Regions from separate parts of the Homo sapiens genome. Here region 1 is linked to region 2. Evidence: read pairs that join two places in POLR2A ChIA-PET (ENCODE). Cell type or tissue: A673. All regions are shown on one strand. Links, peaks and the distances in the headings refer to the core of each region. The heading gives the core; the rest is flanking DNA. Region 1 overlaps GTF2IRD1 (GTF2I repeat domain containing 1). Region 2 has its middle 11 kb from the start of GTF2IRD1.

Region 1 (2,906 bases), core at 139-2,638, 62 kb after region 2:
AGTGAGCATAGCACCCAATAAGTCGTTTTTCAGCCCCTCCTTTTCCCCTCTCTCCCTGCTTTTGGAGGCCTCAGCGTCTGTCATTCCCATCTTTATGTCTGTGAGTACCCAACGTTTAGCTCCCCTTATAAGTGAGAACATTTGATATTTGGTTTTCTGTTTCTATGTTAATTTGCGTAGGATAATGATGTCCAGCTACTTCCATGTTGCCGCAAAGGACATGATTTTGTTCTTTTTTATGGCTGCATAATATTCCATGGTGTGCATGTACCACATTTTCTTTATCCATTCTACCGCTGATGGACACATGGGTTGATTCCATGTCTTTGCTATTGTGAATACTGCTGCTCTGAACAGATGCGTCTCTCACCTTATTAAGGGAAGTTGACTTTTGAACCCAAAGGATGGACATTTGGGATATTTCTCTTCCTTGCGAGTGTCTGCGTTTTGGGCTGCTGAGAGAGGCGTCTGGGCTCCTGTTCCCATTGCTCCCTGCGTTGCAGTGTGACCAACCATCCTAGGTGGCCTAGGACTGAGGGGTTTCCCAGGAGACGGAACTTTCTGTGTAAACCCAGGAATGTCGAGTTGGGCCCAGTTGGCTGTGTGTCAGCTCTGCGTGTGAGCAGCTGGTCTGTTCCCTGCATCCCTGTGAATGTGAGAAGCGTGGTCTTCCTACCGCATGGTGACAGCAAGGACACCAGCAAGGCTGGAGACAGACAGCCTTCTTCCCCGCTGTGCACTGGCTGAGGCCTGGAGCTAGTGCCTTTCTTGTCTCTAAGATAGAGTGATGCTGGAAGAAGGATAGTAGCTCATGCGGGCCAATGCTGCCATCAGAATTTTTACTTTTTTTTTTTTTTTTTTTTTTAATGGAGTGTTGCTCTGTTGCCCAGGCTGGAATGCAGTGGCGCCATCTCGGCTCACTGCAACCTCCACCGCCGGGGTTCCAGCGATTCTCCTGCCTCAGACTCCCAAGTAGCTGGGATTACAGGCGCCCGCCACCACGCCAGGCTAATTTTTGTATTTTTAGTAGAGACGGGGTTTCACCATGTTGTCCAGGCCGGTCTCAAACTCCTGACCTCAAGTGATCTGCCTGCTTCACCCTCTCAAAGCGCTGGGATTACAGACATGAGCCACTGCGCCTGGCCCTGCTATCAGAATTTTTATTTTTTATTTAAAAGACAGGGTCTTGCTGTGTCACCCAGGCTGGAGTGCAGTGTTGCCATCATAGCTCACTACAGCCTCGAGCTCCTTGTCTCAAGCAGTCCTCCCGCCTCGGCCTCCCAAAGTGCTGGGACTATAAGCATGAACCACCGCACCCGGCCTCTGCCTTCATTTTCTGTTTAGAACCATTCCCACTTTACAAATGAAAAATCTCGGGCTTTCAGGACTCACCCGAGGTGCTCCTAGCAGACGTGGGCCTGGGTCTCATCTTCCCCCGCTTCTCCTGCTGCATTCTTGCTCCAGGCACGTGGAACCTGCCTCTCCCTCCATCTGAGGCCCTTTGCAGGGAGTGGCTGTCTCTCTCCATGCTCCCCAAGTGCACCCACCTGGGCTGTGGCTCGGGACAGGGGGTCCTACAAGCCCGGATGACCGAGACAAGGAGCTGGGGATGGCCCACAGCCCAGCCCCTCTTCCCTCTCTGTGTCCCTCCCTCCTGGAGTCCCTGGTTCCTTCCTAAACGGATTAGAGCCTTTACCGGAAGGAGCCGGCCGCTGTCTGGGGCAGCCGGGGGGCCAGGGCTAGATGGCTGTCTGGTGCCTCCTGCTTTGCCCTGATTCGATTTGGGCCTCAGCAGCTGGGAGGCTGGCAGCCCTAAGGCCTTTCTGGGAATGGTTCAAGGGACGGGCTTGCAGGGGATGGCTTGGGGGAGGGGGACACCTTCCAGCCCCCAGGCAGGCAGACCTCTCAGCTGGATCTTTTATGAAGTCTGGTCGCATGCAAGACCCTCAAGCGGGCTTCCTGCCACGGAACATCCCCAGCCGTGGCCACTGGCCACCTCGTGGTTCATCAGCGGGTGTCATCCAAGGCCTGTGTCCCATCCATGGCCTGTCATCCCCTCCGCATCCCTTAATACAGCAGATTTCAAACTTCTATAAAATTGCAACCCAGAAGAAGAAATGTCTTTTATAAACATTTAGCAGCAAACTCAACATACATTTTGGCCAAACGCCCACCGGCCAGTTGTTTAAATCAATATTTATCCACAGCCAAAAAGCAGAGGAGAGCCAGAACTGAGGCCAGAGCCGAGCTCTGATGCATCTCTCATTTCTCGGGATGTTTCTGTCCCTGTGGTTGGACACCTCTGGCCTTGTGAAGTGTGATGCACTGTCACATCTCCTGTTCTGTGTCATTGGCCAATGATCATATATCATGACCTGCTGGAAGGCCTGTCTGTGGCTGGGACCACACGCCTTGGGCCTTATGCACACTGGGCACTGGTCGGGATCCTGGGGTGCAACAGTGGCAGGCAGACCTGGTTTCTGCCCTCAAAGAGCTTACAGATGGCAGGGGCACCCATGGCGGCAGAAGACACCCCAGGCCTGGTGCCCTTTGTGGTGCCAGCCCCATGGTCCTCCTGCCTGGGCCTTCCCTACCCCATTGGGTGCAGAAACTCCCTGTCTGCAGGTAGGAGACAGAGGGTAGGTTTTCAGGCTCCCTTGGGAACTGCAGCCCTGCTCTCTGCCATCAACACCCAGCAGGGGCCACACAGAGAGCACCGGGACTGAGCCCATAGAGGGGAACCGAGAGGCCCCTGCCTCTAGTCTCTGCCTTCTTTGCTTGGATTGGTGCAGGGACAGCTGCCTTGAGGGCAGGCCCTGGCACTGGGGCAGCCTGTGGGTGCCCCCTGGGTCAAGAAGGAGAGGGGCAGGGTAGAACCAGGAGCCAAAGGAGGCTGATCTTTGCAT
Region 2 (2,906 bases), core at 203-2,702:
ATTAGCCAGGCGTGGGGATGCATGCCTGTAGTACAAGCTACTCAGGAGGCTGAGGCGGGAAGATCACTTGAGCCCAGGAGTTTGAGGCTGCAGTGATCTATGATTTCGCCACTGCATTTCAGCTGGGGTGACGGAGTGAGATTCTGTCTCTAAAAAACATTTTAAGCCACACAAACACCACTTAAGTGTCTGTCCACCCCTGCGAGGAGCTGAGGTGGTCCCTGTAGTCCTGACCAGCTTCCTAGTTCCTGGAGGATCCCCAGGTTGGGCTAAGTCCTCAGGGCCAGGGTCACCTGGGAGGGTAGGGGGTAGGCTGTCCCTGGGCTGGGGGCCTCAGCTGAGGGATCAGAAACAGGTCATCTGCGAGCTTTCCCGGGGCTCTGAGAAGTCATGGCCCCACCGCCTCCATGTGAGCCTGCATTCTCTGCTCATTTATTTATTTTCAGAGCAGGAAAGTGGATTTGAAACGCTCCTTCTGAATGTTTACCCCTGGGGGAATGTCGGGTTTATGAATAATGCAGCATGTCAGGGACTGGGGGCCCCGTCGGGCTCCATCCTGTCCCAGGAAGGCTGGGAAGTTGCCACAGACGGGCCCTGGACAGATTCCTGCCCCACCACTTGCTGCTCTGTGAGTCTCGGCGAGTCTCTCTAAGACTCAGTGTCCCCAGCTATAAAACAGGGGAGTAGCCAGGTGCAGTGGCTCATGCCTGTAATCCCAGCACTTTGGGAGGTCGAGGCGGGTGGATCATTTGAGGTCAGGAGTTGGAGACCAGCCTGGCCAATATGGTGAAACCCTGTCTTTACTAAAAATACAAAAATTAGCAGGGCATGGTGGTGTGTGCCTGTAGTCCCAGCTACTCTGGAGGCTGAGGCAGGAGAATCGCTTGAACCCAGGAGGCAAAGGTTGCAGAGAGTCGAGATCGTGCCACTGCACTCCAGCCTGGGCAACAGAGTGAGACTCTGTCTCAAAAAAAAAAAAAAAAAAAAAAACAAACAAAAAAAAAAAACAAGGGTGTCTGGCCAAGCACGGTTGGCTCATGCCTGCAATCCCAGGACTTTGGGAGGCCAAGGAGGGAGGATCACTTGAGTCTAGGAGGTCAAGACCAGCCTGGGCTGGCTGGGCACTGTGGCTCACGCCTGTAATCCCAGCACTTTGGGAGGCCAAGGCAGGAGGATTGCTTGAGGCCAGGAGGTCAAGACCAACTTGGGCAACATAGCGAGACCCCATCACTACAAAAAATACAAAAATTAGCTGGGCGTGATGGCATGCATGTGGTCTCAGCTGCTCAGGGGACTGGGGTGGGAGGATGGCTTTAGCCTGGAAGGTTGAGGCTGCTGTGAGCTGTGATTGCGAGGATTGCTTGAGCCCAAGAGTTTGAGACCAGCCTGGGCAATAAAGCAAGACCTCATCTCTAAAAAAAAATAAAAAAAATAAAAAAATTTCTTTTTTAAATTACTTTATTTTATTTATTTATTTTTTTTGAGATAGTCTCACGCTGTCGCCCAGGCTGGAGTGCAGTGGCGCTATCTGGGCTCACTGCAATCTCCACTTCCCGGGTTAAAGTGATTCTTCTGCCTCAGCTTCCCCAGTAGCTGAGACTATAGGCATGTGCCACCGTGCCTGGCTAATTTTTGTATTTTTTTTTTTTTTAAGACGGAGTCTCACTCTGTCACCCAGGCTGGAGTGCAGTGGCGCGATCTGGGCTCACTGCAAGCTCCGCCTCCCGGGTTCTTGCCATTCTTCTGCCTCAGCCTCCTGAGTAGCTGGGGCTACAGGCGACTGCCACCACGCCCGGCTAATTTTTGTATTTTTAGTAGAGATGGGGTTTCACTGTGTTAGCCAGGATGGTCTCGATCTCCTGACCTTGTGATCCACCCACCTCGGCCTCCCAAAGTGCTGGGATTACAGGCGTGAGCCACTGCGCCTGGCCTAATTTTTGTATTTTTAGTAGAGATGGGGGTTCACCATGTTAGCCAGGATGGTCTTGAACTCCTGACCTCAGGTGATCTGCCTGCCTCGGGCTTCCAAAGTGCTGGGATTACAGGCATGAGCCACCGCGCCCAGACAAAAAAGAAAGAAAGAAAGAAAGAAAGAAAGAATCCTTTGGAGCAGGGTGGAGAGTCAGGCTGGGAGCAGCGGAGGAGCCACAGGGCCACAGGACCCCAGGCACACGGCACCCCTGTCTCCACCCCCTCCTTCAAGCTCTGAGAGGCAGTGACCTCACGCTACTTCCTATCACAATATTTACCAACAGCGCTGCAATTGAGCCAGGCAGCTTGGCAATTATAATCATGTTATCATTATTGCTGATAATCCTGATCATAAGCATAAATTATAAACAGGATCAAGCCGCAGCGGGTAGGAGCAGGCGGCGGAGACACCTCTGGGAGGGTGTGGGAGTGAGACTGGCCTCCCTTCCCACTCAGCCCCTCCTGGCCCCTCCTGCTTCTGGCCAAGTATTCCCTCCTGAGGTCCGGCCCAGGGATACTGACCATGACTCCAGGTGGGCCTTTTCCTGCCAGGGTCCCGGGGCTGTCCTGACCACCTCTCACGGAGCCCCGCTATGCCTCACACAAACTATTAAGGTGCAATTATTGCGGAGACGGTCGTTCCAAATTGATCTTTCAGTTACTCCACAGCTGCAACCATGGAGACGGCCCCAGCTCAATTACATGCCTCTCTCTGTTCTTTAAAGATTGCAGCGGAGGAGAATCGGAGAAGAATGAGGCAGTGGTACCGGGCGCAGGGATGCCGAGAGGCAGAGGCGACGGAGCCACAGACGCGGGATGGGGGCAGATAGAAAGCAGGGAATATGGAGACCCCCAGAGACAGAGAGACAGAGACGGCAGAACTAACCGAAATGGAGAGACAAGCTCAGAGATACCCCAGGAGAGACACAGACCAG

What was found. Peaks named below come from ENCODE experiments on the same cell type or tissue, not always from the same donor. Only the 100,000 strongest peaks of a DNase experiment are listed, where the experiment ranks them.
Region 1: POLR2A ChIA-PET joins it to region 2 with 6 read pairs; 5 of 35 experiments call an interaction of 5 or more read pairs at or near these places.

What each region holds. Positions count from the first base shown.
Region 1 is chr7:74,503,863-74,506,768 of GRCh38, forward strand. All of the region lies in intron 1 of GTF2IRD1 (GTF2I repeat domain containing 1), which reads left to right. Among named protein-coding and RNA genes, the nearest start is that of WBSCR23, 27 kb to the right of the region's middle. RefSeq lists an enhancer at 1,120-1,620. In A673, for the core only: no CTCF peak of the experiment used is centred there; no DNase peak of the experiment used is centred there; H3K27ac peaks cover 920 bases.
Region 2 is chr7:74,441,483-74,444,388 of GRCh38, forward strand. No RefSeq gene overlaps it. Among named protein-coding and RNA genes, the nearest start is that of GTF2IRD1, 11 kb to the right of the region's middle. In A673, for the core only: no CTCF peak of the experiment used is centred there; no DNase peak of the experiment used is centred there.